2 separate regions of the Homo sapiens genome follow, and region 1 is linked to region 2. Evidence: chromatin loops called from intact Hi-C (ENCODE). Cell type or tissue: heart left ventricle. All regions are shown on one strand. Each heading gives the region's core, and the rest is flanking DNA. Links, peaks and the distances in the headings are about the cores only.

Evidence for each region. Hi-C counts contacts between places; a loop is a spot of excess contacts. Peaks named below come from ENCODE experiments on the same cell type or tissue, not always from the same donor. Only the 100,000 strongest peaks of a DNase experiment are listed, where the experiment ranks them.
Region 1: a loop joins it to region 2, with 2.5 times the contacts of the local background. A loop is called at or near these places in 17 of 110 quality-filtered maps.

Annotation. Positions count from the first base shown.
Region 1 is chr11:130,315,879-130,331,765 of GRCh38, forward strand. The region is part of intron 1 of ZBTB44-DT (ZBTB44 divergent transcript); the gene reads left to right. Among named protein-coding and RNA genes, the nearest start is that of ZBTB44-DT, 8.8 kb to the left of the region's middle. RefSeq lists a silencer at 73-132. In heart left ventricle, for the core only: no CTCF peak of the experiment used is centred there; no DNase peak of the experiment used is centred there.
Region 2 is chr11:130,381,917-130,397,803 of GRCh38, forward strand. It overlaps ZBTB44-DT (ZBTB44 divergent transcript), which reads left to right. Exons shown (of 7, transcript NR_148980.1): 3 at 11,579-11,680; 4 at 11,803-11,883; 5 at 15,597-15,674. Among named protein-coding and RNA genes, the nearest start is that of ADAMTS8, 39 kb to the right of the region's middle. RefSeq lists an enhancer at 1,562-2,106. In heart left ventricle, for the core only: a CTCF peak has its summit at 8,228 (motif pointing right); a DNase peak (open chromatin) is centred at 7,563; H3K4me3 peaks cover 854 bases; H3K27ac peaks cover 420 bases.

The DNA.
Region 1 (15,887 bases), core at 4,625-9,624, 67 kb before region 2:
ACACCGCCCCCGGAGGTCATAGGGGTTCCCGGGACTGCAGGCGGCAGCGCCCCAGGTGCCTGGGGGCGGGCGGGGTGCGGGCAGGTGCTCCTTGGGCGCTTTCTGTTTTCCCACGCCTCCAGTTTGCAAACCGAAAGACTTCTTTCCAGAGGGTTTTGTGCAAGGTGGGTGGACGTCCCGCTGAAGTAGAGTGGATTTTCCTTTTGAAACACTTGGCAACATCTCACATTAATTCACTCTGAGAGACAAGCAGCCAAGCACCTGAACACCCTGACACTTGCAATCTTCTTTAGGAATAAAGGCAATAAAAACAACTTCTGTTTTTATAGTCCTTCGCAGTTTCCAACAAGTTTTCAAGCATGTATAATGTTATCTAATCCTTACGGCAACTGTAATTCACAGGTTTTATCACAGGTTTCTATTATTATTCCCACTATCATTCTTATTATTCCCATTTCAGAGATGAGAAAAATCAGAAAGATGCGAACTAGGCCCAGAAACTTTTGCACTAAGTTTTGAAGAGGGGAAGGGAAAGAAGGCGGAATGCTTACCTGGGAGAGGACTGGCGGCCACAGAGCAGGGCTCAGGAAAGGGCATGAGCTGGGGCCCTGGTGAGGAATGTGTGAGAATGTATGTAGGTGGTAAGCAACTGGACAAGAATCAGGGTGGAAATGAAGTAGTCAAATCCTATCTACCTCTCCTAGTGCCTTTAACAGGATAGTCAATAAAAGACCATGAGGCAAGTCTTTTCTAAGTGCTTCTCCAGGGGCTGTGGTGGCAGCTCCTCAACTACTACACTGACACAAAAATTTGCTTTCCTTTGTAGTACAACTTGAAGTCAGGTAGAGGAATGCCTCTAGCTTTGTTATTTTTGCTCAGAATTGCCCTAGCTTTTCAGGGTCTTTTGTGGTTCCATACAAATTTTAGGATTTTTTTTTCTAGTTCTGTGATGAGTGTCATTGATATTTTGGTAGGGATTGTACTGTACCTGTAGGTGGCTTTGGGTAGTGTGGATATTTTAACAATATTAATTCTTTCAATTCATGAGCGTGAGATATCTTTCCTTTTTTTTTTTTTTTTTTTTTTGTTCTCTTCATTTTCTTTCATCAATGTGTACACTTTTCCGGGTAGAGATTTTTCACTTCCTTGCTTACATTTATTGCTAGGTATTTTATTTTGCTTTTTTGTAGCTATTGTGAATGAGATTGTTTTCTTGATTTCTTTTTCAGATTGATGGCTGTTAGCATATAGAAAATCAACTGTGCTGGGTGTGGTGGCTCACGCCTGTAATCCCAACACTTTGGGAGTCCAAGGCAGGCAGATCACGAGGTCAGGAGTTCAAGACCAGCCTGGCCAACATAGTGAAACCCCATCTCTACTAAAAATACAAAAAAGTTAGCTGGGAATGGTGGCACGCGCCCGTAGTCCCAGCTACTTGGGAGGCTGAGGTGGGGAATCACTTGAACCCAGGGGGTGGAGGTTACAGTGAGTCGAGATCGTGCCACTCCAGCCTGGCGACAGAGCAAGACTCCATCTCCAAAAAAAAAGAAAAGAAAAGAAAATCAATTGATTTTTGTATCCTTCAACTTAACTGAATTCGTTCATCAAAGTTCTGAGAGATGGAGTCTTTAGGTTTTTCTAAATATAAGAACAAGTCATCTGCAAACAAGGATAATTTGACTTCTTCCTTTCCAATTCAGTTGCCCTTTATTTCTTTCTCTTGCCTAATTGCTCAGGTGAGGACTTCCAGAAATATATTGAATAGGAGTGGTGAAAGTGGGTATCCTTGTCTTGTTCCAGATCTTAGTGGAAAGGCTTTCAATGTTTTCCTGTTCAGTGTGATATTAGCTGCGGGTTTGTCATATATGGCTTTTATCATTTAAAAACTTTTCTTCCCTTAGATTATTCCCTTGTCTCCTCTGCCTTTTCCACTTAAAAAATTTTTTTTTGGAGACAGGCTCTCATTGTGTTGTCCAAGAGTGCAGTGGTGCAATCACAGCTAAATACAGTCTCAAACTCCTGGGCACAAGCGTCCTCTGGCCTCAGCTTTCCAAATAGCTAGGACTACAAGTGCGCCACTGTGCCTGGCTAATTTTAAAAATTTTTTGTAGAGATGGGTCTTGCTATGTGAACTTGGGCTCAAGTGATCCTCCTGAAGTGCTGGGATTACAGGCATAAGCTACCATACCTGAGCCCTTTCCTGCTTTTCTTTCTCATTTAACATTTAAATATTTTATCATCCTTCCACTCCACCCCCACCTCAGGTCTGAAGAATTTATTAACGAACAAATGACCGTGAGGCCCTTCAGAGCTCAATGCTAGATGCTTGGAGAGGGTGTGAGAAAATCTCAAAGAAGATTAACTTTGCAGGAGCCCTCTTGTCTGCTTTGGCTCTGGGCAGGGTCAGTTTCTGTGGCTTCTGCAGCCTCCCACCTTTTTCCTTCTTGAGCTGGTAGAGACTTGCCTCTGGGTTGCTGGAATATACACACCTTTCTTTGACACTAGGTTAAATAATACTGCTGGGAGGATTTTGTGAAATCAGAATCCTGTACACAGGTGAAAAAAACAAATGTAGACAGTATGAGGAACCTTTAATTATTAACTTGGTGTGGATGATTCTGAGGAATTCAAATTCCAGGCAAATTCCAGGAGTTATATTTCAGCCACGAGCTCTTTGGGGGAATAAATTCTGCAAAAGATGGCACTTCCTTGTGGAAGACCATTATAACTGAATGGAAACTTAGTTATTTAGTCCAAAAGCATTAGCATTAAGGCATGAATCCTTTCTACCCGACCTTGCCTCCTTATTAGATTAGATTATACAACTACATATATAAAAAATTAATCTCACTCTCTTACCCTAAAATTTATACCTCTTCTAGTGTTCACATTTTACCATTCACCCAGTGAAGCAGGGTGACTTTGCTACTTTACTACTGTATCTCAATTCCAATCCATCAACAAGTCCTGTTGAATGTGTCCCTCTCCACTGCCACCGTCCTAAAATAAGATGATACTAGCTTGTGCCTGGAGAATTATAATACCACTCACGTGGTTTCCCAAATGCACTCTCCCTTTTCCTCATTCTCTACATGGTCGCCAGAGTTGCAATGCATAGCAGTGATGTCAGCCAACAATGGCTTCCTATTGCTCCCCGGATAAAGTCCCAAACCCTCAGCGTGGCTTTCACACCGCTGTGCAATCTGGGCCCTTTCACTGTCTTGAGCTTCATCTCTTAGCTATGCTTTTTTGGGAAATGTGCCAGTTGCAGAGGCAGTTTTGTTTTTTCTTTTCTTTTTTTTTTTTTGAGACGGAGTCTGACTCTGTCGCCAGGCTGGAGTGCAGTGGCGTGATCTTGGCTCACTGCAACCTCTGCCTCCCGGGTTCAAGCGATTCTCCTGCCTCAGCCTCCCGAGTACCTGGGACTACGGGCGCCCGCCACCACGCCCAGCTAATTTTTTTGTATTTTTAGTAGAGACGGGGTTTCACCATGTTAGCCAGGGTGGTCTTGATCTCCTGACCTCGTGATCCGCCCGCCTCAGCCTCCTAAAGTGCTGGGATTACAGGCGTGAGCCACCGCGCCTGGCTTCTTATTCCCCCTCCCCCCCCCCTTTTTTTTTGAGACGGAGTCTCGCTCTGTCACCCAGGCTGGAGTGCGGTGGGCGATCTCAGCTCACTGAAAGCTCTGCCTCCCGGGTTCACGCCATTCTCCTGCCTCAGCCTCCCGAGTAGCTGGGACTACAGGCACCCGCCAACACACCCAGCTAATTTTTTTGGATTTTTAGTAGAGACGGGGTTTCACTGTGTTAGTCAGGATGGTCCTCGAACTCCTGACCTCGTGATCCACCCGCCTCAGCCTCCCAAAGTCCTGGGATTACAGGTGTGAGCCACCACACCTGGCTGAAATGTATTTCTTAAGTAAGACCTGAAAGTAGAAATAGCTCTGTGATCCATGGACAGCGGAATAGACGTTGTGTTAGCAGGCATGGAAACAACATTAATCTTGTACATCTTCATCAGAGCTCTTGGGTGACCAGTTGCACTGTTGGAGAGCAGTAATACTTCAAAAGGAATCTTTTTTGAGCAGTAGGTCTCAATAGTGCACTTAAAATATTCAGTAAACTATGCTGTAAACAGATGTGCTTTCTTCTTCAGGCTGTGATGTTTCATTTATAGAGCACAGGCAGAATTGATTGAGCATAATTGTTAAGGGCTCTCGGATTTTCAGAATGGTAAATGAACATTGGTTTCCACTTAAAGTCACCAGCTGCTTTAGCCCCTAACAAACAAGTCAGCCTGTCTTTTGAAACCAGCCACTGCCTTCTTCTCTCTAGCTATTAAAGTCCTAAATGTATCTCTCTCCAATCTAAGGCTGTTTTGTCACAAGAAGCATAGCTTTCAGCTTATCTCAGCTTTTGATCTGTCTTTCTCACTAAGCTTAATCAATTCTAGATTTGATTTAAAGTGAGAGACATGTGACTTTTCCTTTCACTTGATCACTTGGAGGCCATTCTAGGGTTATTAATTGGCCTAATTCCAATATTGTTGTGTCTCAGGGAATAGAGAGGTCTGAGGAGAGGCAGAGAGACTAGAAACAACTGGTCAGTGGATCAGTAGGAGCACACATGTTTATTAAGTTTACCATCTTACATGGGTGCAGTTTGTGGTGCCCCTAAACAATTATAATAGTGATCAAAGTTCACTGATCACAGATCACCGTAACAGTTATAATAATTAATGAAAAAGTTTGAAATATCGTGAGAATTGTCAAAATGTGATAGAGACATAAAGTAAGCGCATGCTGTTGGGAAAATGGCTCCAATAGACTTGTTCGATGCAGGGTTGCCGCACACATCTTCAATTTGTGAAAAATACAGAATCTGCAGAGTGCAATAAGGTGAGGCACAATGAAACAAAGTATGCCTATATACTCTAATCTGTAGGAATACACCATACAAATCTATATATTGAAGAGGAACTAACCTCAATTTTGGGGGGTTCTAAATTTATAAATCCCAGGGAAGAGACTTACTGGTTTAGCTTGGTTTGAGTACTCATCCCTAAACCAATCAACTTTCTTAGAAGAAAATGCAGCCTGGGCGCAGTGGCTCACGCCTGTAATCTCAGCACTTTGGGAGGCTGAGGCGGTTGCATCACAAGGTCAGGAGATCGAGACCATCCTGGCTAACACGGTCTCTACTAAAAATACATTAAAAAAATTAGCTGGGCGTGGTGGCGGGCACCTTGTAGTCCCAGCTACTCAGGAGGCTGAGGCAGAGCTTGCAGTGAGCTGAGATCCCGCCAGCCTGGGCGACAGAACGAGACTCCATCTCAAAAAAAAAACAAAACAAAACAGAAAATGCAGCTTTCATGCCAGATGTGTGGATGCTATGGGGCAGTTTCTAGGAGAAGGAACTATACCAGGCAGATAATCTCATAGTTGAGCACATGCATATTTCTTTCCATAGTCTAATTTCATAAATTCTCTTGTCTAGCATAATGCAGTTTTCCCATGTAGAACAGACACCTTGCCTACTAAATGAGAAACAAGTAAAAGACATGACCAGCTACTACATTTATCTTTCATTTCCAGAATCTCAGTTGATCAGGTCTGGATGTAGTTGTATATAATTTTGCAATCTATGGGCTAAATGACAGATGTAACAGCCCTCAAAACAATACAGTCGTATCTTTTGCAAAGGTCCTAAGGTCAGCTCCTGTTGTATGAGAAATTACCTTGGGGCAATGGTAGCCTCCTAGACCCTTAGGCAAAGCTATGTCAGGGGAAGACCCACAGGCCAAACTAAGTATCTAGAATCCCACAATTTATTAAAAAATTTAAAACACTCAGTGAGAAGTAAGAGGAAAGAGTGAGGTAGATTAACACCCTTTGGGTAAGGTACAAGCAGGGTGAAGGACCATACTACCTGAATCTAGATTACACAATGTTCATAGTCCTGTCTTTCCCCTTGCTGTGCCAGCTTTTCTTTCTGACGGTGAGGTTATGAGGATCAGAGGTGATGTCTAAGCAAGGGAATCCACCAGACGGAAGGTGTATGGAACCAGTATACACAGGGACTTGCCTATTGGAAAGACATAGGGATAGGTATGCATGGCAGTAGCTGTATCTCATCAATCAGCCTGATGAGTAGGTCTCAATTTCATTTGCATTTTTGGGGCAAAGGACAAATGGGGTTAGAATAATATCAACTATGAGTGGCTGATGTAAGTCTTCAACAATGTCAAGGGCTTAACGTGTCTCATGTATATTTAGTGAATCATGAATATTTGCTATGTCTTGGTCCTTCCTTCCCTTTCTATCTACTTTAGAACATGTATGTTCTAACATGTCTGACATGCCTGTTAGAAATGCTTGTTTCCCAGTGCCACAAAGAAATACCACTTGAACGTAAATTTAATTTTCTCAGCAAGGCCATTTTTACTTTCTGCAGAAAGGGCACACTAGCCAGCTGTTTTGCCACGAGAGTACACCGAACAAAGGAGACAGGGTTATTTATAACCTGACACGTCTACCCTACTGCTGTGTGTGGTTTCCATTGCCTGGAATAGGACCTGAAATTCTGTATTTGTCCCAACTGGCTAGCAACTTAGAACTTTCTAAAAGAGACAAAAGCAGAGGAGAACAAAGGAAGGAGGCAGTAACTTGTGGAATGCTGAGAAAGGTAAAAATACCTCCAAATAAGGAAGAGGAACAGGCTATGACCTAATGCTTGCTTGGACTAGTATAAGCATGCCAGGGCAAATATTTAGGCTAAATTGTGGGAGCTAAGAACACAAAGTACATTGATTTCTTTATTACGGCTAGCAGATATCTGAGAATGTTAGCACAGGTCTTTGAATAAATTTTGCTTCTAAGAGAAGTTACTATTTATTCCTAATTAGACAGGGAGGAAAGTCTTTTTGAAGAGGAACCTCTACTTTACTTTTTACATGCCATTTGCTTCCACACTTGGTTTCACTTAGCCTTTTTATTTTTTGTTTTCTGCTCTATTAGTAAAACTGAAAATTCTCTAAAAATTTAAAATGTGCATTACAAATTGAAGATCATGTATAGTCAACATTACTGTTGAAGATCTCTTAAATTGCCCATAAGGCACAATATATTGCATTTATGAGCCACCTTGGAGGCTGACATTCTGTCTCTCAGTAAGTCCAACCTAGAGGATTTTCCTTGCAGCATTGGAACAGATGGCTCATCCTTCTATTGAGCCCCAGAGGAAGTCATTGGCTTGCATGTAGGACTTCTAGACTTGGACTCAGACTGCTAGATGCCCACACTATGAGAGGCACCTGGAAACAGACCAACTGAGAGAATGACACGTTTGTGTCTTCTATATTCTGCTTACTTTGGGCATTAATTTGCTTAGTCAAATGATGCTTATACTTCCCTCTCTCAAGCCTTCTTCAGTTCATATGAATTAAATGTGTGTACATTCTATTTCTAGGGTAAAAAAGTATTAAATGATGAAAGACAACTAGAATATCCACAATTTTTAAAAAACTCTTTAGAAAAGAAGAAAAAGAAGAGCAACCTACAGAGGTCACTTGCCCAGATCTTATAGCACATCTTGCTGGAGGAAGACAATAAAGTAGATCATAGGGCCAGCAAACTTAATGTGCATCTGTTTGTTAATTTACTTCCTTAAGAGTGGATTAAGTTCAGTATGGCCGCCCCAGGATTCTGCTAGGAGGGTTTTCCTTATTTGTATCCAACAGGGCCATCCCTGAGTATGATGATTAATGTTATGTGTCAACTTGACTAGGCTAAGGAATACTCAAATAGCTGGTAACACATTATTTCTGGGTGTGTCTGTGAGGATGTTTCTGGAAGAGATTAGCACTTGAATCAGTAGATTAAGTAGAGATCACCCTCACCAACATGGGTGAGTGTCATTCAATCCATTGAGGACCTGGATAGAACAAAAAGGTGAAGGAAGGGTGCATTTGTTCTCTCTGCTTGAGGTGGGACATCCATCTTCTTCCACCCTCAGACAGCTGTGCTCCTGATTCTCAGGCCTCGGGACCCAGACCAGGATTTCCATCAGCTCCCCTGGCTCGCAGGCCTTCTGACTTCTGACTCACCATCAGCTCTCCTGGATCCAGCTTGCCAATGGCAGATCGTGGGACTCCTTGCCCTCTAATCGCATGAAACAATGCCCACAGTATGTCTCCTATTAAATAAATATATATCTAATCTCTTATTTGTTCTGCTTCTCTGGAGAACCCTGACTAGTACATTGAGAAACAGCTTGGGGAGGATTCCTCTGAAGGGGACTCTATTTTAGCAGTAGACTCCATGTTGGCGAATACATTTGAGCTGAGTCTTATCTTACGGGTTGAGCAATAATCACAGGTGATTTTGCAAGGATTGACTTTTGTTTTATTTTATTTTATTTTGCAGTGCTTAAGACTGAAACAGCTCATTGCATTCATTTTTGAGGACAGTGTTTGCTAATAACCCAATGCAGAAATCATTTGTGGTTAGGATTATGATCTAATCATTCACCAAACTTATAACAGATGATCTTCACTGGGTCACAAAAAAATTGCACAACAGTGGGGTAATTAATATTTTCTTATAAAAAAATGGAACTCTCATAGTAGCCATCTAGATGGGGGAGAAGGTGTTCTCAATTTTGTTATGTGTTTTTAATTCTGTTTGGCAGTTATATTCCATTTTTCTGGCTCATTCATTCTTTTGCACTTAGAAGACTATTTTCTATCATCTCTTCTGTCAGTCCTCCAATACTTCCTTTACCACTCTCTCTCAGTTGATGCCCATCATAAAAAACTACCACAGGCCGGGTGCAGTGGCTCACACCTGTAATTCCAGCACTTTGGGAGGATGAGGTGGGTGGATCACCTGAGGTCAGGAGTTTGAGACCAGCTTGGCCAACAAGGTGAAACTCCGTCTCTACTAAAAATACAAAAAATTAGCTGGGCATGGTGGTGGGCACCTGTAATCCCAGCTACTTGAGAGGCTGAGGTAGGAGAACTGCTTGAACGTGGGAGGTGGAGGTTGCAGTGACCTGAGATTGCGCGATTGCACTCCAGCCTGGGCGACAGGGTGAGACTCTCAAAAAACAAAACAAAACAAAACAAAACAAAAACAAAAAAAGAACTACTACAAATATGGTGGCTTAAAACAACACACGTTTTTTATCTCACAATCTAGAAGTCACAAGTTGGACAGAAGTCTCCCTGGCTTAAAATCAAGATATAGGCAGGACTATGTCCATTTCTGAAAGCCATACAGAGAAGCCCTTTTTGCCTTTTCTCCTTTCTAGAGGCCACTTGTACTCCTTGGCTCATGGTCTCCTTATTCCATCTTGAAAGCCAGCAACTCTTCTCTGCCCCTTTCCCCATCATCACGTTTCTCTCAACCATGTTCTTCTGCCTCATTCTTCCACTGTTTATTTTGTTTTGTTTTGTTTTGTTTTAGATGGAGTCTCGCTCTGTCACCCAGGCTGGAGTGCAGTGGTGTGATCTCAGCTCACTGCAACCTCCACCTGCCAGGTTCAAGCAATTCTCCTGCCTCAGCCTCCCGAGTAGCTGGGACTGCAGGCGCGTGCCACCATGCCTACCTGATTTTTTGTATTTTTTATAGAGATGGGTTTTCACCATGCTGGCCAGGCTGGTCTTGAATTCCCGGCCTCGGCCTCCCAAAGTGCTGGGATTACAGGCGTGAGCCAACACACCCAGCCCCCTTCCACTGTTTTTAGTAATAGCCATAGTGAAGATATAGTTCACATACCACATAATTCATGCATTTAAAGTGGACAATTTGATAGTTGTTAGTATATTCACGGAGCTGTACATCCATCCATTACCAGAACCAAGTCTGGAACATTTTCACTATCCCCAAGAAACCCTGTGCCCTTTAGCAATTATCTTTTATTCTTGCCCTCATTCCTAACCCTTGGTAACCACTAATCTGCTTTCTGCCTTTATGGATTTTCCTCTTCTGGCCTTTTCATGTAAATGGAATCACACAGTATATGCTCTTTTGTCACTGGCTTTTTTCACTTGGCATGCTTTCAAGGTTCATCCATGTCTCAGTACTTCATTCTCTTCTTCCACTTTTAAGGACTCATGTGATTAGATCGGGCCTACCCTGGTAATCCAGCAAAAGCTGCCCATCTCATGGTCCTTACTGTTTTTTGTTTTTGAAAGAGTCTCGCTCTGGTGCCCAGGTTGGAGTGCAGTGGCATGATCTCGTCTCACTGAAACCTCTGCCTCCTGAGTTCAAGTGATTCTCCTGCCTCAGCCTCCTGAGTAGCTGGGATTACAGATGCATGCCATCACACCCAGCTAATTTTTGTATTTTTAGTAGAGATGGTGTTTCACCATGTTGGTCACGCTGGTCTCGAACTCCTGACCTCAAGATCCGCCCGCCTCGGCCTCCCAAAGTGCTGGGATTACAGGTGTGAGCCACCGCGCCCGGCCCACAGTCCTTACCCTTAATCACATCTGCCAAGTCCCTCTGGCCATGTAAGGTAACACAGTCACAGATCTCAGGGTTTAGGACATGGACATCATTGGGGGCCATTACTCAGTCTACCACAATGAATATCCTTCCTATTTCAGAGAGAAAATAAAAGCAGTCAGAGGAGAATGGAGAATTTCCCCTATTCCCCAGCATGTGGAGCCATGGACTCTGCCTTCTCCCAGTCAAGATGGTACAGAATCTCATATTCCCAGCATTTCTCATCACAGAATTCCCCTTTCTGTCCTGCTAGCAAAGGCCATGCTGCCACTCAGCGCCGGACCCCTTCTCCTCTCGCTTACTCAGTGGCACTGTTGGAGCTACCCTCCCCTCTCCTGCATTATCATTTTACTTTTCTCTTGGATCATTTCAATTGGCCTAAAACAACTTGTAATTTCACCCTTCTGAAAACAAAATCCTTATTTGACCCCTTTCCCTCTTCTACTAGTGCCTCATTTCTTTGTTCCCCTGACTCTTTAAAACAAAACTTCATGAAAGATTTGTCTATGTTGTTTTCAATTTTTCTTTTTCAATTATGGTTTCATTTTGTCAGAGAGTCATTAAACATTTTTTTTTCTTTTTCAATTTTTTTTTTTTTTTTTTTTGCAGGGGCAGGTCTCACTATGTTGCCCATTCTGGTCTTGAACTCTTGGACTCAAGCAATCCTCCCACCTCGGACTTCCAAAGTGCTGGAATCACAGGCTTGAGATACCATGCCCAGCCAATTTATTGTGGTTAAGTATATATAATAGAATTTACCATTTTAAGTGTTTTCAAGTATACAATTCAGGGGCACGAATTACTTTCACAATGTTGTCCAACCATCAACACTGTCCACTTCTAGAATTTTTCATCATTCCAAACAGAAACTGCATACTCCTTAACCAATAGCTTCCATTCTCCCCTGCCCCCCAGCCCCTAGTAGCACCATTCTACTTTCTGTCTCTGAATTCGACTACGCTGGGTACCTCTATAAGTGGAATCATGCAGTATTTATTCCTTTGTGTCTGGCTTCTTTCACATAGCATAATGTTTTAAAGGTTTGTCTATATGGTAGCATGAGTCAGAATTTCATTCCTTTTCATGGCTGAGTAACATTCCATTGTATGCATATAGCACATTGTATTTATCCATTTCTTTCTTGTTTTTGTTCTTGTTTTCGTTTTGAGACAGAGTCTTGCTCTGTTGCCAGGCTGGAGTACAGTGGCACAGTCTTGGCTCACTGCAACCTCCACCTCCTGGGTTCAAGCGATTCTCCTGCCTCAGTCTCCCAAGTAGCTGGGACTACAGGCATGCGCCACCACGCCCAGCTAATTTTTGTATTTTTGTAGAGACAGGGTTTCACCATGCTGGCCAGGATGGTCTCAATCTCAACCTTGTGATCCGCCTGCCTCGGCCTCCCAGAGTGCTGGGATTAAAGGCGTGAACCATCACGCCCGGCCCCATTTTCTTGTTGATGGACACTTAGGTTGTTTCCATTTTGAGGCTATTGTGAATACTGCTGCCATGAACATGTGCATACAAGTATCTGTTGAGTCATTTCTCTTAAGTTCACTACAGTTAGGCTTTCACTCTCACTGGTCAACACAAATTGTTCTTGTCAAGGTCATCAGTGACCTCTGAGTTGCTGCAGCCAATTATCAATTCTTCATTCTCATCTTATATAACAGTGCCATTTGCATTGATCATTGCGTCCTCCTTTAAGTCTTTTCTTCAGTTACCTCCAGGACACCACCACACACTCCCAATTACCTTCCCACCTCACTCACCACCTTAGCCTCCTTTGTTAATCATCCTTGCTGCCCCCTCAGTAGTCTTTGGAACTATTCTCTTTTCTGTCTGTACTTTCTCCCTTAGTAATATCTTCCAATCTCAAGGTGACTCCAACTATTTACTTGACACGTCCACCGGATAGCAGGTGAGCATCTTACATTTAACATGTTGCAGACTACATTCCTGATCATCCCTATCCTCCCCATCAAAATATGCTCCTTTCGGTCTTTCTGAACTAATTCAATGGGATCCTTCTAGTTGCTTAGGCACAAGTCCTGGAATCATCTTTTATTCCTCGATTTCTCTCCCATCCCTTGTTCAGTCTATTAACAAATGCTGTTGGCACCTTCTTTAAAATGTTTACACAATCTGCCATGTGTGGCGGTACACACCTATAGTCCCAGCTTCCATCTACTCAGGAGGCAGAGGTGGGACAGGTGCTTGAGTCCAGGAGTTCGAGTCCAGCCTGGACAACATAGCAAGACCCTATCTTGAATACACACACACACACCCCCACACACTTTGATCATTTTTCTCCATCTTTACCACTACTGCCTTGAGGCAAGTCATCAACATCTCTTGCCTGGATTATTTCCATAATCTCCTAACTAGTCTCCTTGAGTCTTCTTTTGCCTCTCTCCAGTTAATACTCAATACATCAGCAAAATGATGCCATTAAAATGTAAGTTTCTCATGTTATTCTTGTTAATCAAGAAGCATGAAAGGCCGGACTGCAAAGCAGTTAAGACACTTATTGGGGTCTTAGGAATTGTGATTCAGGAGAAACAGATGTGGTCAAAGGCCACATTGTGTTCTGAAAAATAAAGTGGAATAGTAATTTTTAAAAAGATGCCGAGGGTGATTACACTAGTTGTTTTGAAAGAATTATTGTTGGTAGAGGAGGCTGGCTTAGTACATGAGTCCATAGTTCATTGGTTGTAGCTGTTTAGGCGTTATAGTGCTGGCAAAATTTATCTATTTTCCAAGATGTTTTGGTCATGGGGATTTGGCCCAGTTCAAAGGTTTAAGGCAAGTTTCTGGGTTTTTTTATTTCCAAGGTTGCAGGTTTTATAGAATTAGTACTTCTTTGAATGGCTTCCCAATTTAATTTGATTTAATTATTTATTTATTTTTGAGACAGGGTCTCACTCTGTCACCCAGGCTAGAGTATAGTGGTGTGATTGCAGCTCCTGGAAGCGTTGACCTCCCAAGCTCAAGTGATCCTCCCACTTCAGCCTCCTGAGTAACTGGAACTACAGTCACATGCTATCACACCAAACTGATTTTTGTAGTTGTTTTTAGTAGAGACAAGGTCTCACTATGTTGCCCTTGAACTCCTGAGCTCAAGCAATCCTCCTGCATTGGCCTCCCAAAGTGAAGATTACAGGTGTGAGCCAATGCACCCAGCCCTGATTTAATTTTAGAGCTCTGAACCAGAGTGACGCCATTTTGTATATCACATTTCACATTCCCTGTTTTGATCAAGATCTGACAGGAGGCAGCACTGCTGATCAATTATTATTGGTTGGCCATAGATTTGTTACATATTGTCTTTGGAGCTAGAAATGTCTGTTTTTAGAGTGGCTTGTCCCACAGAAGTGAGCTGTCAAAAGATAACATGCAGAAATTGGCCAAGTTGGAGTAACAGGGGAGCCATTTTCATAAAGAGTCCTGCATTAGTCTATGGCAATTAGCTGTACATCAGGAAAGGCATACATTTGGTTAACCACGTGTAAAGGTCATTCTTCAGCCTTCTTTCCTGAAATAGATGATGAGATTTCAGGAAGGAGATAGAAGGCGATTGTGTTTCTTTTGGTGAGAAGCTTTCTTGGTCAGATAAAGGAATTCCAGAGGGAGACTCTCTGTGCCCTTGGAGAGAGAGGAAAAAGACAAAATTAGAGGGACCTTGATTCTGAGGCTTATTTCTGAGGCCTTTCCATTTTCAAAAGCACTTAACATGTCAAAGCACCATATTTTTGGGGAAACATTCTCTGCAAACAACATTTCCATATGAAACTTCCCTAGATGTTTCACACACTGAAAGCTGAGTTGGTGGCTGTGGAGAGAATATTTCAGTTAATAGCTGAGTGGCAAAGGATCCCATTAACCCAGTCTCCCATTTCTGGAAATAGGCCAGCCCCATTAGACAGCTGTATCTGATTTCAGGAGATGGTGTTGCAGACAGGCTCTCACACAGAAGAAACACAAAGGTTAATGTTTGGAACAGTATAAACCAGTTTCTTCAGAGTTTGGAGGGCAGTCAGTTGGTGTCTTGATGTTAAACTCAAAGCATTCTCAGCTGAAGTAGAAATAGGCGGTAGCAATCTGACAGCTTTTCTGGTCTGTAATTTGCATATCACAAGGTTGTTTATTCATGAGCTTCAGCTTGCAGGCCCTCCAGAAAAAGGTAGTAGCAATTTCAGTGAGTCCAAGTCAGAAAAATGGAATAAAATGTTGGAAACATTAGTTTGGAGACTTGTAACCAGGAAGGAATTCAAAATTCAGTCTGAATTGTAGGCAAATAATAGAAACAATGGTCAGTGGTAGAATCTAATAACAGGTGTACTATAGTTTTTTTTCTGAAACATAATTTTTCAATCTCTAGTCCCCCATTTCTACCAAAGATAAATCATAGCAGAACCAATTTAATTGCAGAATAATTTTAGTCCTATTATACATGGCTTGATTATTTGCATAAAGTAAAGCAGCAATAGTGATTGGCTATATAGGCTCTTTATAAATTGTCTTTGCAGGGGCTTTTTCATAAGAACCTCAGATTATATTTTTAAAAGCTGGCCAGGCATGGTGGCTCATGCCTGTAATCCCAGCACTTTGGGAGGCCAAGGTGGGCGGATCACCTGAGGTTGGGAATTCGAGACCAGCCTGGCTAACATGGAGAAACCCGTCTCTACTAAAAACACAAAATTATTCGGGCGTGGTGGTGCATACTTGCAATCCCAGCTACTTGGGAGGCTGAGGGAGGAGAATTGCTTGAACCTGGGAGGCGGAGAAGATCGTGCCATTGCACTCCAGCCTGGGAAACAAGAGTGAAACTCTGTCTCAAAAAAAAAAAAAAAAGCCTCTCAAGGGTAGGAAGCCACGCCAAGGATTTTCCATCAGATTATACGTGTAATAACTACACAAATTGGATGAATTCTTCTCTTCTCAAGTGAAAGGCAATGGAAGGGGACCGTGGATCAATAAGGCCGAGAGGCGAGACAAAGAGGGCAAAAATCTTTATTGAGCTCTTGGGCGAGGTTCACTGGCCCGCAGGGGGAGGGCCAGGGAAGTCGCGCTGTGCCAAAGGTGCAGCGCGCTTTTATGGATGCTGGGTGAGGAGTGGGCGGGGTAGGGGTGGGGTCGGTTGAGTTTCGCGCTTCTGAGTGTGACACGCCCTAGTGGGCATGCGCGTTAGTCGGGGTGGCGGGAACAGGAAAGGTGAACCCGGAAATGCTGAGTCAGGGTATGTGAGGTGGCGATCGCCATCTTGGAGTCTTCACCGGAGTCCAATCATCAAGGTCCCCAAAATATCTTGAGGTTCCTGGGCCTGTTAGAAAGTGACATTCTTTACTTACCATAGGATCAAAAATCCTTTAAAGAAACTGTA
Region 2 (15,887 bases), core at 5,810-10,809:
CTTTGGGAGGCTGAGATGGGTGGATCACTTGAGGTCAGGAGTTTGAGACCAGCCTGGCCAACGAGGTGAAACCCTGTCTTTACTAAAAATACGAAAATTAGCTGGGCTGGTGGTGGGCGCCTGTAATCCCAGCTACTTGGGAGGCTGAGGCAGGAGAATTGATTGAACCCAGGAGGCAGAGTTTGCAGTGAACCAGGATCTAGCCACTCACTGCACTCCAGCCTGGGCGACAGAGTGAGACTCTACCTCAACAGCAACAGCAACAACAAACAACAACAACAGAGTCGAGCGTCTTCCTGTTATAAGTATATGTTCATCTCTGCTCTCTATAAAGACAAGAAATTAAGAAGGGGTTAATAAGAAGAGGATAAAAAGAAGTAGGGTATTTTTCCTGGTCTTCTTGAAGGTAATCCCATGATATATGTACCAGATACTGAAACCACCCAAACCAGATAGCAGTATTGTGCAGAATGGTATAGAGTAAAGAGCTCTACATTAGGAGATGAGCACTATGGCCTTTTCAAGGTGTTTAGTCCACATTGGCCTTGGTTGGCTCCTCTGTAAAATAAGACTAAATAATGACTAACCTAAGTAAAGGCAAGAGGTTCAACCTGATCAATATCTGGAGTGACTTTCCTTTTCTTTAAATCTCAGCAATACTGACAATCTAACCATCCATTCACTCATTCACTATTGCTTTATGTACTCATTGATTTGTACATTCGTTCACTCAACAGGTTTTCATTGAGGGCATATTACATTTTCTATGAAAAGAGCCCAACTCTGTAAAATATTTGAAGAGATTTATTCTGAGCCAACTGTGAGTGACCAGGGCCTGAGACACAGTTTCAAGAGGTCCTGAGAACATGTGCCCAAGGTGGTTGGGCACAGCTTAGTTTTATACATTTTAGGGAGACATAAGACATCAATCAATACATGTGAGGTATATATTGGTTTGGTCTGGAAAAGCAGGACAACTTGAAGTGGGGTGGGGCTTACAGGTCATAGGTGGATTCAAAGATTTTCTGATTGGCACAAAAAATACAAAAATTAGCTGGCCATGGTGTCACACACCTGTAGTCCCAGCTATTCAGGAGGCTGAGGTGGGAGGATTCCTTGAGCATGGGAGGTCAAGGTTGCAGTGAGCCGAGACGGTGCCACTGCACTCCAGCTTGAGAAACAGAGTGAGACCCTGTCTCAAAAAAGAAAAAAAAAAAAAAGAAAACATTCAGTTCCGGTAATCTGGGAAAGCATTAGGAAAGAGGTGACGAAGAAAATAAAACATGGTCTGTCTATAGATGCTCACAGGTGGGGAATCAGAAAGCAACAGGAGGTGGGTGGTTTGGAACTAAAGGGCTATGTAGCAGTGAATTTTGTCAGCATAAGCTGCCAGCCGCTTGTCTTGGTAGGGGCTGTCAAACTCAGTCTAGCAAGTTCCCACACAACCCACCTTGTTGGCCTCTGCAGTCTGCTTTTCTGCTTGGGTTGAAACCGTCAGTCTCTGGGGAAGGACTGTTGGCAGATGAGCCCGATGAGTTGGGGAATGAAGTTAGACCTAGGTGGTCTCCCAAGGGCAGGATTTTGTCAAGACTGACGTTTGACAATGAAGCTGATGCAAATGCAGACAGGTGGTGCCCGCTGTGCCCTTTGTGTTGCCTTCCTGTGCTTCTAACTTGGTGTGACTTGTTCAAAATCCCACCTACTACTTCACCAAGACTAGCTTTCCACACTCTGAAATGGATTTCTGTTTGTGGTCTGTTAGGCCACTGTGTGGTTTCCCCTATGGGATTCCTTTTTGTGGTTGGAGGTCAAATTCTTTCTTGCCTGCTGCTTCCAGGAATGTGTGCTGTGTGTCTCAGTGTGCTGCACAGGAGGGTCTTATTTCACCTCCCTTGAATGGAATGGCAGTTATCCAGCAGGTCTGGGTGCATGTATAAATAGAGGGATGCGTAAGCCTGCGTTTAATATCTAGCACATAAACCGGCCACCACTGCGTGCTACACAGTCATGTTTTCATTAAAGGCTGCTGACAGCACCGCAGACCATGCTGTGGGGCCCAGCAAACCACCTAATCCCACTGCTTGATCCCAGGCATAGATGGGGCAGATTTCACTGCCAGGAACAATTTCTTTCCAGCCACCGCAGCTCTGAGTTTCTGCTGCTTTTCCTGCTTCAGCTGCTCATTGCTGATGACTCTGGGTCAGACAGGCCAGAGTGCACATGGAAGGCTGAAGTGGACAGCTAATCCCCAAGTTGTAGTCTTTTTTTTTTTTTGCCAGAAGATTTAGATTCACTCCCCTGTGAATACTTTTGACTACAGAGCTGATGTCAGAAGAGCTGGTTGATCTTTTTTTCTTTTTCTTTGTTCTCGGCCATGAACCAAGAAGGGCCATTAAAAGTTCAGCATTTCAGCCAGGCGCGGTGGCTCACGCCTGTACTCCCAGCATTTTGGGAGGCCAAGGCAGGCGGATTGCTTGAGCCCAGGACTTTGAGACCAGCCTGTGCAACATGGCAAAACTCCACCTCTACAAAAAATACAAAAATTACCTGGGCATGGTGGCATTTGCCTGCAGTCCCAGCTACACTGGAGGCTGAGGCGGTAGGATCACTTGAGCCTGGGAAGTTGAAGCTGCCATGAGCTATGATCGGACCACTGCACTCCAGCCAGGGCAACAGAGCAAGACTCTCTCTCGATTAAAAACAAATAAACAAACAAAAAACAACCAGTTGTTCAGCATTTCTGTATCTTTGCCCAACTTTCTACAATGTGCCATGTGAGAGCATCACTTCCTAGTCTATACAGGATACAGTATGAATTCCTGCTTCTGCCATTCAGATTCCTCACAATGTAGTCCCAAACTACCTTTCTTTTTCTTTCTTTTTTTTTTTTTTTTGAGATAGGGTCTTGCTCTGTTGCTCAGGCTGGAGTGCAGTGGTGCAATCATGGCTTACTGCAGCCTCCACCTCCCCAGGCTCAGGTGATCCTCCCATCTCAGCCTTCCAAGTACCTGGGACTACAGGTGCACGCCATCACACCCAGCTAATTTTGTATTTTTTTGTAGCAATGGGGTTTCACCATGTTGCCCAGGGTGGTCTCAAACTCCTAGGCTCAAGGCATCCACCCACCTTGGCCTCCCAAAGTTTTGGGGTTACAGATGAGAGCCACCATGCCCAGCCTCCAAACTGTCTTTTTGATCTTATAACCACTGCACCCTTACTTTAACTTCTATGTAAGTGGATTGGTCTACTTTCCATTTTCCAATGCGCCTTGTACCATTTGTCATTATTGTAGTGGTCTCTTTGCCTAGATTGGCTCCCATTCTCTCTGCCTAGTGAAAGCTTTTCTGTCTACTGGGGCTGAGTTTGATTCTAGGGCCTCCATAACGACTCTCATCCACAGGTGTCTTTCTATAGCACGCATTATTTCTACTATTTTGTCAACAAGTAATTGTATCATAATCCATACTTTATTGTTGTATATACTGACTACAATTGAAAGATTTTAGATTGGAATTCTAGATTCTAGTCTCCCCTAGATTGGAAACCCCGTGAGGTCAGGGGTCATGCATGTGCTATGTGCTTGGTAACTCGTACAGTGTCAAGTGTTCTGTTCTACACATGAGAGGGGTTGGAAAGTGCTTGCTGATTGAATTAATCATAATCCACCCTTGAAAAAGCAGAGTTGGCAGTATTTATTAGTGAATCAAGTGACCCTTCAAGGACATTCTCTGGCTAAGCACTGGAACACTGGAATATGAAGTAGTAATTAAAGTTATTCTCAGGTCCAGAAGGGAACCCAGAGAATGTTACTCTCCTGACATCCCCTGGAGCCATCCAGAATGTCAGTTTAACTGACCTTACAGGTTGGGTTACTTCCAAAACTGTAGGTTTCTTGGATTCTATGCTATGAACTCAGAAGACCTGATTTTTACAATTATCATCCCTCAATATGTAGTTGATAATTTGTATTAAGGAAGGAACAACTGTGTCTAACTTTCTGCTAGATATTGTGGAGAATGCCTGGGAGATATATATATTTATTTATTATTATTTTTTAAATACAGGGTCTCACTCTGTCACCCAGGCTGGAGTACAATGGTGTGATCTCAGCTCACTGCAGCCTTGACCTCCCATGCTCAAGAGATCCTCCTACCTAAGCCTCCCATGTAGCTGGGACTACAAGCATTTGCCACTATGTCTGGCTATTTTTTTTGTATTTTTTGCAGAGACCAGGTTTTGCTGTGTTGCCTAGGCTGGTCTTGAACTCCTGGGCTCAAGCAATCCACCCCCCGTTGGCTGCCCAGAGTGTTGGGATTACAGGCGTGAGCCGCCATGCCTGGCATACCTGGGATATTTGTATAAGATGTGAATGCTTTTTATAAAAAATTTTGGTTTTGACCAATGCCTTTGGAATTCTTTAAGTAACTGAAACATATAGTCAGTGGCTGCAAACCTTTTTTTTAAAACAACAAATTTGACTTTTATAAACATCTAAATATCATTTTAGCTATATCTGATTAATAAAATGGAGACTCAGATACAATAATATCATTTTAGCAAAAGCAATAAACCAGGCACAGTGGCTCATGCCTGTAATCCCAGCACTTTGGGAGGCTGAGGCGGGCAGATAACTTGAGGTCAGGAGTTTGAGACCAGCCTGACCAACGTGGTGAAACCCCATCTCTACTAAAAATACAAAATTAGCCAGATGTGGTGGTGTATGCCTGTAATCCCAGCTACTCTGAAGGCTGAGAAGGGAGAATCGCTTGGACCCGGGAGGCTGAGTTTGCAGTGAGCCGAGATGGCGCCACTGCACTCCAGCCTGGGCGACAAAGTGACACTCTGTCTTAAAAAAAGCAAGAAACACACACACACACACACACACACACACAGAAAACCCATGATTTTTGCATGTGGCTTATAAAAGGGCTTTGACGGTAATTTGGAAAGATGCCTTTCAGAAATGTATTGAATTTTAGGAGCATTGCTGTAATAATAGTGGCTTTCACTGACTGAACATTTGTTGTGAGTCCTTAAGCACTCGATATTTAAAATCTTGTGTAATCCTAAAAGTAACCCTGTGAAGAGGTTTTTTGATGAGCTACATTTTAGAGGCCTGGAAGCTAATGGTTAGGATGGTTATCCAAGATGTTAACTCAGATTTCTCACACTCCAAGGTCCGTGCACCACGGTGGTGCCCACCTTGAAGGACAAACACTGACTGGTTGTGTTCAACTTAGTATTCTTAAGGCCACTTAGGGCTGTTCATTGTACAACCCCAGGAGGTGTCACTCATCTCCTGCTCCTAGCATATTTGGATAGTGTTTATGACAAATTTCTAGCAGACCACACTAAAGTGTCTTGAGGAAGGGGAGGTCTTTAATTCACAGTTGCTCAAAAGTTGAAAGTTGGTCTCAGTGCGCCATGGTCACCTGTAGAAGGCAGGGCCCTGAAACGGGGAGGGATTCAAAACCTTGAAAAGCTTTTACTTTATTTATTTATTTTTTTGAGATGGAGTTTCGCTCTTGTTGCCCAGGCTGGAGTGCAGTGGCACGATCTCGGCTCACTGCAACCTTTGCCTCCTGGGTTCAAGTGATTCTCTTGCCTCAGCCTCCTGAGTAGCTGGGACTACAGGTGCACCACCATGCCTGGCTCATTTTTGTATTTTTAGTAGAGACGGGGTTTCACCATGTTGGTCAGGCTGGTCACGAACCTCTGACCTCAGGTGATCCACCCACCTCGGCCTCCCAAAGTGCTGGGATTACAGGCTTGAGCCACCGCACCCAGCCTTGAGAAGCTTTTAGACGAGCCATGTTGGAACTGACAAATGAGAGTTCTTTCTTTATTTCTTTTTTTTTTTTTCTTGAGATGGAGTCTCACTCTGTCGCTTGGGCTGGAGTGCAGTGGTGCGATCTCCACTCACTGCAACCTCCGCCTCCAGCATTCATGCGATTCTCCTGCCTCAACCTCCCAAGTGGCTGGGATTACAGGTGCCTGTGACCACGCCTGCCTAATTTTTTTGTATTTTCAGTAGAGATAGGGTTTCACTATGTTGGCCAGGCTGGTCTCGAACTCCTGACCTCGTGATCCACCTGCCTCAGCCTCCCAAAGTGCTGGGGTTACAGGCATGAGCCACCTCACTCGGCCTTTTCTGTTTTTTTAAGACAGGGTATCGCACTGTTACCTAGGCTGGAGTGCAGTGCCACCATCATGGCTCACTGCAGCCTCAATCTCCTGGGGCTCAAGCAATCCTCCTACCTCAGCCTCCTGAGTAGCTGGAACCATGGGTGCTTACCATCACACCTGGCTAGGTTTTAAAAAAATGTTTTTATTTTGTAGAGATGGGATCTCCCTATGTTGCCCATGCTGGAGACTTTGTATTACTTAGGATCTGACACAATATCTCACTTACCTTTTTTCTGTCTTTGGAGTGAACTATATTTTCCCCTAATCTTAGGTGTTAATTTAGTTTCATGGAACAGGCAATGTACAATATTAAGAATTGATTGTATGGGAGATGCTATGGTAGGTCCCTGGCAGAAAGAATGAGGATGCGGAATGAGGAGAGAAGGATCAGTGGTGGGCATGGAGTGACATGGTCGGGGTGGGAACTCAAGAGAGATGCAAACGTGAGTAAGATGTGGGCTTGACCACAATGTATAAACGTAGAGGAGACCCAACTATGAAGGCTGTCCGTAAGTGTTATGGTGGTGGGGGCGGAAGGCATAAACAAAATCCTCTGGGTACACAGGAGATAGAGAAATACATTCTGCCTGGGAGAGCTGGAGAAAGCTTCATGCAGAGGGTGACATCTGAGCTGACTCTTGAAGGATGGGTAGGCCCCACACACACAGAGAAGAAAGGAACAGTAGCAGGAAAGCCATGAGGTGACAGTGGTCTACGGGCTAACATGAGAGTGAGCTACACGTGTTGGGGGTGGGTAGGAACTGTGGCAGGAAAAGCAAAGAACCTTGAATGTCCTCTTAAAGACTGTAGATTTTCTACGGGCAACGGGAGTCACTGAAGGTTTTTGAGCAGAGGAGTGGTGTCTTTTGATCTTTTGATTTTCCAGGGCTGGCTCCTTTGGCGTGTGCGGTTACCTGGTAGCGTCGGTTATATGATGTGGTGCGAGACTGTGCTTTCACTTTTCCTTTCCAGGGGAGCCCTCTCAAGGAAGAGAACATTATTGTGCTTTTATCTCCTTTTGTCCAGCCTTAGTTTGATCCTCTGTTTGCCATTTCCCCTCTCTTCCCTTTGATGTTCTTGGCAAGGGAAGAGTTATACCATTGACATCTTCCTATTGACATCTGTGTCAGGTATTTGATTCCTAATACCACATGATTATTCTTTTTGATGAATCAATGGGCAAGGAAATAAGTTGCTCTCACTGTCCATGGGTTGGAAACCCAGGAAAGTTTAGGAATAAAAGAGTCGAAGAAAGCAGCACACAGACAGAGAGGTGGGACGTGCATGAGAGCAGAGGACAGCATGCCGTGGTTGGAGGAGGTCTCAAAATAGAAGGTGCTTCTCTTGGGATTCACACCGCGGGCCTTGGCAGGCAGCCCACCCTTATCGTCATTAATTTCCTGAGTTCAGAATTGGGTACCACACCCTGGTGTTAAGCTGTTAACCTCCAGCATCAAGGCCACAGCCGCTGGGGAGAATTCTTTTCTCAAGCTGTGGCCTCGTCAGAGTTGTCCTCTGAACATGCCACAAAGGGTGAATGTTCCATCCAGTCCCACAATTCTGGAATTCTATGTATACTTATGTACCTCCCACGCCTTTCCTCCAGGACACGCACACACAGAGCAAAGTCTTCCTATAGCGGGCCATGATGCTGCAATTGCAGAGTATGTAAGTGTATGTGTAGGCGTGTGTATATTTGTAAAAGCAGAAGTGCACGCATACGTGTGTGTGTGCATGTGCATGCACATGTGTATAGGGGCATGCGTGTGCATGTGCACACAGAAATATGTAGGCTTTCAATACATAGAACACGACTTTCCTTTCAGACCTTTCTTTCTTCTATTGCCTGAAAGTATAAAACCTGAAATAATGTGGATAGTTTGAGGAAACCAAGGATGTTTCTAGAGCCTGGCTTTTCATAGGCTCTAGAAACAGAGCTCTGTCTGCTCTAGGTTTCGAGACTGGTTACCGTTCTCAGATCCAGGAGTTCTTTAGACGTCATCCAGTTTTCCTTGCTATGTGCTGTGAAATTACAGCCGTGCCATCAGTAGAGGGCTCCCTCAACCTTAGAAGCTGGTGAGAATGCTTGAAGGCCACGCAATGTAAATGGGAGAAAAATGCAGATCTGACTGTGAATTTTAAATCCAGTGCCCCAAAGTACTTTTGAAGAGAAGAAACCCTAACCCATCCTGAAAACAGACGATTTCAGCAAGAAGGTATTTGTAGTGTTTACATTACATGACACTGTTTAAATTCCTGGATCAAGGTCAGTGTAATGTTTATGCTCAGAGTAACACATAGCTAAGTTATTCTTCAAAGAACGCAAGAAGCAGGGCAACTCCCTGACCAATGGTTTAATTGTTTCTGGACGCGTCACTCATGTTCCTAAACTCAGGGTTTCCTAACTATACAATTACAGAACCATCAATCACCTTCAGTCTCAGTCCTGGGCCAAAGCTTTGCAGATGCCAGATCTCAATTTGGCATTTACCCAGATTTGTGCCAGCTAAACGTCAAGTGTCCGGCTGATAAAGCACCATGTCCGGGTGTTGAATGCCACAGTCTGCTCAGGTAATTGCAGCTGGCCAGCTGCTCTGCATTAACATTGAGAAGGCTGAGTGGTGGATATGCAGGCAGGGGAAGGAAGCCGGACACTGCTGAATCAATGTTTATCTATTGGTTGATATGTCTCTTTTTTACAATTTTTGAGACAGGGTCTTACTCTTTCACCCAGGCTGGAGTGCAGTGGCACAATCCTGGCTCACTGCAGCCTCCACCTCCTGGGCTCAAGCAATCCTCTTGCCTCAGCCTCTCAAGTAGCTGGGCCTACAGGTGCATGCCACCACATCTAGCTAAGTTTTTTAATTTTTGTAGAGATGTGGTTTTACTATGTTGCCCAGGCTGGTCTCGAATTCCTGGGCTAAAGCTATCCTCCCACCTCAGCCTCCCAAAGTGCATGAGCCACTCACTGCACCTGGCCTAAAGTTAGTATCTCGTGAGAGTATTCCGATTTTCCACTCTGAAGACAAAGTGGTCTAGGATCCAAGAGCATGTATTAGTCGGAATTGGAGTGTTCTCTCCCTCGAAATGTGCTAGGTAACCACTGTCCCGGTTTTGGATTGAACTCTTTTCCTTATGAGCTCTAGTCGGCCAAGCACGCTCCATTATTATAACATCATCTGAGACATGTCACAATGAATAAGGCCACCACTTGCTTGGCTTTGGGTATGTGTCCCTGAGGAAACTGCAGGAGCACACCCCAAATTCCTTAACTACATTTGGGAGGTATCTTGGGCTTTTAATTGGGGGTTGTAAGGACATATCTGGGCAGTGGGTGAGGCTTCCTGATGTTCTCAAATTCTGGAGAAAAGGAGACACCATACAATGTGACCAAAATCTACCTCTGACCCGTCTGCTATCAAAATGTATCAAACACAGCAACAAAGCCAAAGAATCACCTGCAGACTGGGGGGCGGAAGGGCTTGGGGACTGGAGAGAAAGCGGAGTTCGTGAGGTCAGGGTCTGTCATTGTGAACTGTATAGGTTTCCAAGAAGTAGCATGAGTCTTCTTCATGATAGAAAGGTAAATGCGCACAACTAGAAGTCTTGGGGAAGCCACTCCAGCCCACTGCAGTGGGAAACTTAGTGATTTCTGTTTGTCCTGGCTTCCTCCATTCAGATGTTTCTCATCAGCTACGTTCAGATTGATTCCATTTGCAAAGCTCTCCTGGCAGTCTCGGCGGAGCAGGCTTGGTGGCAAAATCTCTGGCATTTTCTGATCCTGTCCAGGCTCTGCTCTTCTTGTGTAGTTTCTTGGCGCTTTGGCTCCCAAGCAGAAACTGGCTAAACAGAGGCTGCTGCTGAACAAAGCCAAATGTAAAACAGAACATTGGAACGCCAAGCGGAGTGGTTTTGCTAAATGTGGGGGCTGGGAATGGGCAGAGGACAGTGAGGGATCAGGAGAGGGAGGGACCTCCTTAGAATCGGGCTGAATTACGCCCTGGTGAAAGTCTGTCGCGGCCCCATCATATCCGCATCCTCACTCACTGTGCAAGATCAAAGGTTGCATCCTTTCGCTCTCCAGTCTCACTAACGAACACAATATTTGGGTTGCACCCAGCAGCACCCTCTCATTTCCTGGCCCCCGTGAAGGTGTATGATCCTCGAGGCCCTGACACCTCTCTTCCTTCTCATCATCCATCAGCCCTGCCTCGCAGCCTCTTGTCAGTTTCCTTCTCGGCATCCCCCTCCCCAGCTGCACTGTTCCACACCTGCCCCATCTTTTCTTCGCCCACTTGATGCTAACATTTCCTGTACTGTTCTGAAGGGTCCTCATCCTCCCTCTCTTCACACTGCCGCAGCAGGGCGAGGAGGTCCAGTTGGAGAAACTGCCAGTTTCTCCCTTCCAGTGTCAGGAGAGGGAGAAGGATGCTGCTGTCACGGCCCCTTGGTTCTCTGTTGCAGGGGCTGACAGCACGCCTTCTGTTACTCTGGTACTTCATCTTGCTGTCTGGATTTAACTTCCCCACGAGCAGATCACACAGTCTGAACTTCCGGTGGATAGCTGAGTATTAGGAAGCAGGGAGCCCACTGGCTTTAAGTCCAAGATGTTTATCGAGTCCAGTAAAGCGGATTCACACACACATGCACAGGCACATCCGTGCACACGATCATGCAGTCTTATGGTTACACAGTTCAAAATTCAAAAGGTGCAAAAAGGCAGAGAGTGAATGTTCTCCCCTTTGTTTTCCCCTAGCTTCTTAGTTCTCCTCAGCAGAGGCACCTGTGTTTAAGCATCTCCTCTTCTGGGCGTGTTTTATACACATTCAGACAAATATGTGCTTACACTCACATATTTCTTCCACAATTGGTAGCATACCATAGATATGGTTCAACACCTTGCTGTTTTTCACTTTTTAAAATGGCTGCATAGTATTTTTTTTTCTTTTCTTGAGATGGAGTTTCGCTCTTGTTGCCCAGGTTGGAGTGTAATGGCACGATCTTGGCTCACTGCAACCTCCGCCTCCAGATTCAGGAAAATCAAGAGATTCTCCTGCCTCAGCCTCCTTAGTAGCTGGGATTACAGGTACACACCACCACGCCTGGCTAATTTTTTGTATCTTTAGTAGAGATGGGGTTTCACCGTGTTGGCCTGGCTGGTCTTGAACTCCTGACCTCACATGATCCACCCACCTTGGCCTCCCAAAGTGCTGGGATTACAGGCATGAGCCACCGTGCCCAGCCATGGCTGCATAGTATTTTGTTGAAAGAATTTCCGTAATTTATCTAACTAGTCCCGTACAGATGGGCATCAGGTTGTTCCCAATCTTTTGCTATTATAAAAAATAAAGCTGACATTTTGATCCTCACATCTTGTGTTTATTTCCCAAAGGCTTAGGACTCAGAGGAGAGAGGAGTGTGGTCTACACTGCACATCTCTGCCAAGCCTGGCACGGGATTTGAAGTTCCACACCACTGAGCCAAACACATCCAGGTCTGCTTTTTTGTTCCCCTTAATTCCCTCCAACTTGCCAGCATGCACAGAATTTATGCTACCAATTTTGGTGTTCACTAAATTAGGTAATTTTATGCGTTTCTTTATCTTTCTCTGCCTAGACCCTCTTCCAACCCGGGGATCTGGTGGTAAGCAAAATACTATTCCAGCAAGTGATGCCCCCAGTCTCCTAAGGATATAAGGTATTGAATTTCCTACATTCATGTAGTGTGTTGTAATTTGCAAACCACCGTCACACAGCATTCTTTCATTTGATTTTTGCATACATTTTTTGAGGCTGGTAGGACATCTTCTAGATGAAGAAACTGAGGCTCAGAGGAACTGACTGAATGGCTTGCCCAAGGTCACCTAATTGGTGAATGGCGAAGACAAAACTCAAAACCAGGCCATCTAACGCTCCGCCTGTTCCTTTTCTAACACGTGCTGATCCTTTAGCATATATATGACGTCAAAGTCAGCTCTCAATTTGCAATATGGTGGGAGGCTGAAGTTCTAGCAAATTTGCCTCCAGATTTTATTTTCATCACCAGATAGGGCGAGGCTATTGGGAATTAAGGACCAATACATCCACAGTGAGCCACTGGGATAGTGCGTAACCTAATCAGGGCAATGCCAGTTGTCCACGGAGCAGGAGAAAGTGTGTTGGAGAGGAGGGCCAGGACTGGAAGCCTCTGACCTAAAAGCACATGCTTGATGTGGAGGTCAAGGCGTAGGCTTACAAGCTGGGCAACAGGGAGCGAGGAAAGGAATGCGCATTTACGGAGCGTCCACTATGGGCCGTGCTGACCCATTAATCACTCCCAGAACTTGGGAAGGACACTCACAGAGATAGGCCAAGGCTGTGCCAGTTCACACCAGTCTTGTGGTGCTCTGCCCAGCAGATGGGGGACATTCTCAAGGGTGGGCAAGGGGCTTCATAAGTGGTGATGCCCAGTGCTGAGGGATAGGTTCTGGGCTCATCTCAGAACAGCCTCTTCTCTCCAGAGACTCAGGCCCAATTCCGTGTGTGTGTGGCTCTGCCTCTGTCAGGATGAGGCTTCTTTGCAGCAGCTTCTCAGCTCTGGGAGCACATGTTTCTGGCAGTTTTCTGCATCTGTTCACTCTGATGCTTGGATGTACTACTCGGGCTGCAGAGAGCATGCTTCGAGGGAGCTGTGGACGAGGTTCAGCGGCACCAATGCTGCAGACAGCTGAGCAGCCCCCTGGGAGGCAGGGGCTATTGAACAGGCATGAACTCTGGGCACGCTCCTGAAAGAGAAAGCCATACTTTCCAGGGGCACTGCTGAGTATCCCCATGGTAACCCAGGACTGGGTTATCACAGGCCCAGATGCTGAGCTGAGGACTTTAGGACTTCTTCTATAGGCAGTGGGAATTATTGAAAAACTTTCAGGAAAGAAGTGACAAGATTAGACTACATTTTAGAAATACTTCTCTGTCAGCAATTCACTCATTTTTTCTCGGAACACTGAGATCGTTAGCTATGGACTGACTTGTGTCTCCCCAAAATTCATATGTTGAAGCCCTGACTTCCAAAGTGACAGTATTTGCAGCTGGGGCCTTTGGGAGACAATTAGGTTTAATGAGATCCTGAGGGTGGGGCGCTTGGGATGGGATTAGTGCTCTTATAAGAAGAAACTGCAGAGAGCTCCCTATCTCTTCTCCACACACGTGCATGGAGGAAAGGCTGTATGAGCACACAGTGAGAAGGCAGCCATCTGCAGTCCAGGAAGAGAGTGCTCACCAGAACTCAGCCATACAGACTCCCTGAGCTCAAACTTCCAGCCTCCAGAACTGTGAAAATACATTTCTGTTGTATAGGCCATGCAGTCAGTGGCATTTTGTTACAGCAGCCCAAGCTAACTGAAACAGTGCATTACCACATGGCCAGCACTAGGTTGGCTCCAAATATCCATCAGTGAACAAAGAGTCCTTCCCCTCATGGAGCTTGCAGTCTAGTCGGGTGGAGGGAAGCATTAAATGAACAGTATTAATCCCAACACTCTGGGAAGACAAGGCGGGCGGATCACCTGAGGTCAGGAGTTTGACACCAGCCTGGCCAACATGGCGAAACCCTGTTTCTACTAAACATACAAAAATTAGCCAGGGGTGCTGGCACGTGCCTGTAATCCCAGCTACTCGGGAGGCTGAGGCAGGAGAATCTCTTGAACCCGGGAGGCAGAGGTTGCAGTGAGCTAAGGCTCATCATTGCACTCTAGCCTGGGCAACAAGAACGAAACTGTCTCAAAACAAACAAACAAAAGAACAGTCAATGTGAGATACATAGAATTGTTAATTATGAGAGTTACAGGGACCTCACTTAGATTGGAGGAGATAGGAAGGACTTTCTTAGGCTGTGATTGTCAACCTGAGACCCTAAGGATGAGTTGGGAAAGCCATGGGGGAGCACGAGAGAGAGCATCCCAGGCTTGGGACTGGCATGTGGGAATCCGCTAAGTGAGAAAGGGCTTGGTGAGCAAGTGACAAAAGAAAGTGTCACCAGGGGGATAGAGTGACATAAAATAAGACTGGGAGCTAGTAGGTGGCAGTCCACAGAGGAGCTTGGAGGGCTTGTTAGGAGGTGTGGATTTTTTAAAAAAATTCTTTGTGCATTTGGAAGCCATTAAAGGGTTTCAAAGGGTTTTCAATGGAGAAGTGAAATGATCCAATTTTCTTTTCTTTTCTTTTTTTTTTTTTGAGGCAGAGTCTCACTCTGTCAGCCAGGCTGGAGTGCAGTGGCATGATCTCGGCTCACTGCAACCTCTGCCTCCCTGGCTCAAGCAATTCTCCTGCCTCAGCCTCCCAAGTAGCTGGGATTACAGGCGTGTGCCACCACGCCTGGCTAATTTTTGTATTTTTAGTAGAGATGGGGATTCACCATGTTGGCCAGTCTGGTCTCGAACTCTTGACCTCAGGTAATCTGCCTGCCTCAGCCTCCCAAAGTGCTGGGATTACAGGCATGAGCCACCGTGCCCAGCCCCAATTTTCATGTTTAAAAGATCACTGAGTAATGTGAGGATGGGATTAGAGGGATGTGAAGTGAAATGGGACAGGGCTGTTGAAGCCATGCTGGGTGAGGGGATGGAGAGCCCCCTGAAGGCAGCAGCAATGGAGACGGAGGAGGAGTTTGCATTTGAGGGCCAGTGGATAGGAGGGGTGGAGAAGAAGGGGAAACAGAAGATAGGTCCTGGCCAGGCACAGTGGCTCATGCCTGAAATCCTAGCACATTGGAAGGCTGAGGCAGGAGCATCACTGGAGCCTAGGAGTTGCAGTGAACTATGATTGCACCACCACACTCCAGCCTAGGTGACAGAGCAAGACTCTGTCTCTTAAAAAAAAAAAAAAAAAAAAAAAAAGATAGGGTATAGGTGTAACAGCTGGGAGGAAGAGAGTGAGTTTGACTTTGAGCAAATTGAGTCAGGTGGGAAGTTGGAAACATACCCAGCCTGTGCAGAAAGGAGTTATCACAGCGGGCCTGACACTGCTGTTCATAGAAACACCTGCCTGCAAGGTTGGCCCTTGGCTGGCATCTGGGAACTTGGCTCTCAGAGCATCCCTAGTTAACAGTTAACTGATAAGGTGGTTCCCCATGGCTAGACTGTCTGTGCAGACAACACAATTTATGCCAAACACCTACTTTCCATCTGAGAGTCTAGGATTTTGCTAGGCAGAGGGTGCCCATGTGACCAGACCCCAGTTAAGACCTTTGGGCACTAAGTCGGTACTGGGCTTCCCCAGGCAGAAATGTCACACGTGTGTTGCTGCATTTTTACGGAGGGACAGTGGGCTCTGTGGGACCCTGGTGGTCGGAAAGAGCATAAGGAAGCCTGGCATGGGTTCCTCTAGACTCTGCCTGTGCCTTGACCCCTTATGATCCAGCGTGTGTCCTCACCACAGCAAAAGGATAAAGCCTCGCCATGAGCACAGCTGTGTGCTGAGTCCCAGGAGCCCTTCCAGAGAACCTTCAAACATGAGGTAGGCATGGGGGCCGCAGACACACAGCCTCTGGATTTAAATTTGGGAGTAATCAGCAGATAGGAAAAAATGGAAACCATAGGGGTGGATGGGATCAGCCAGGAAGAGTGAACAGAACCCAGAGGAACTCAACAACTTAGGGATAACAAGAGGGAGAGGGCATGCAGAGGAGGCCAGGATGCAGGCACAGGACTGAGGCAGGTCTGTTGGACT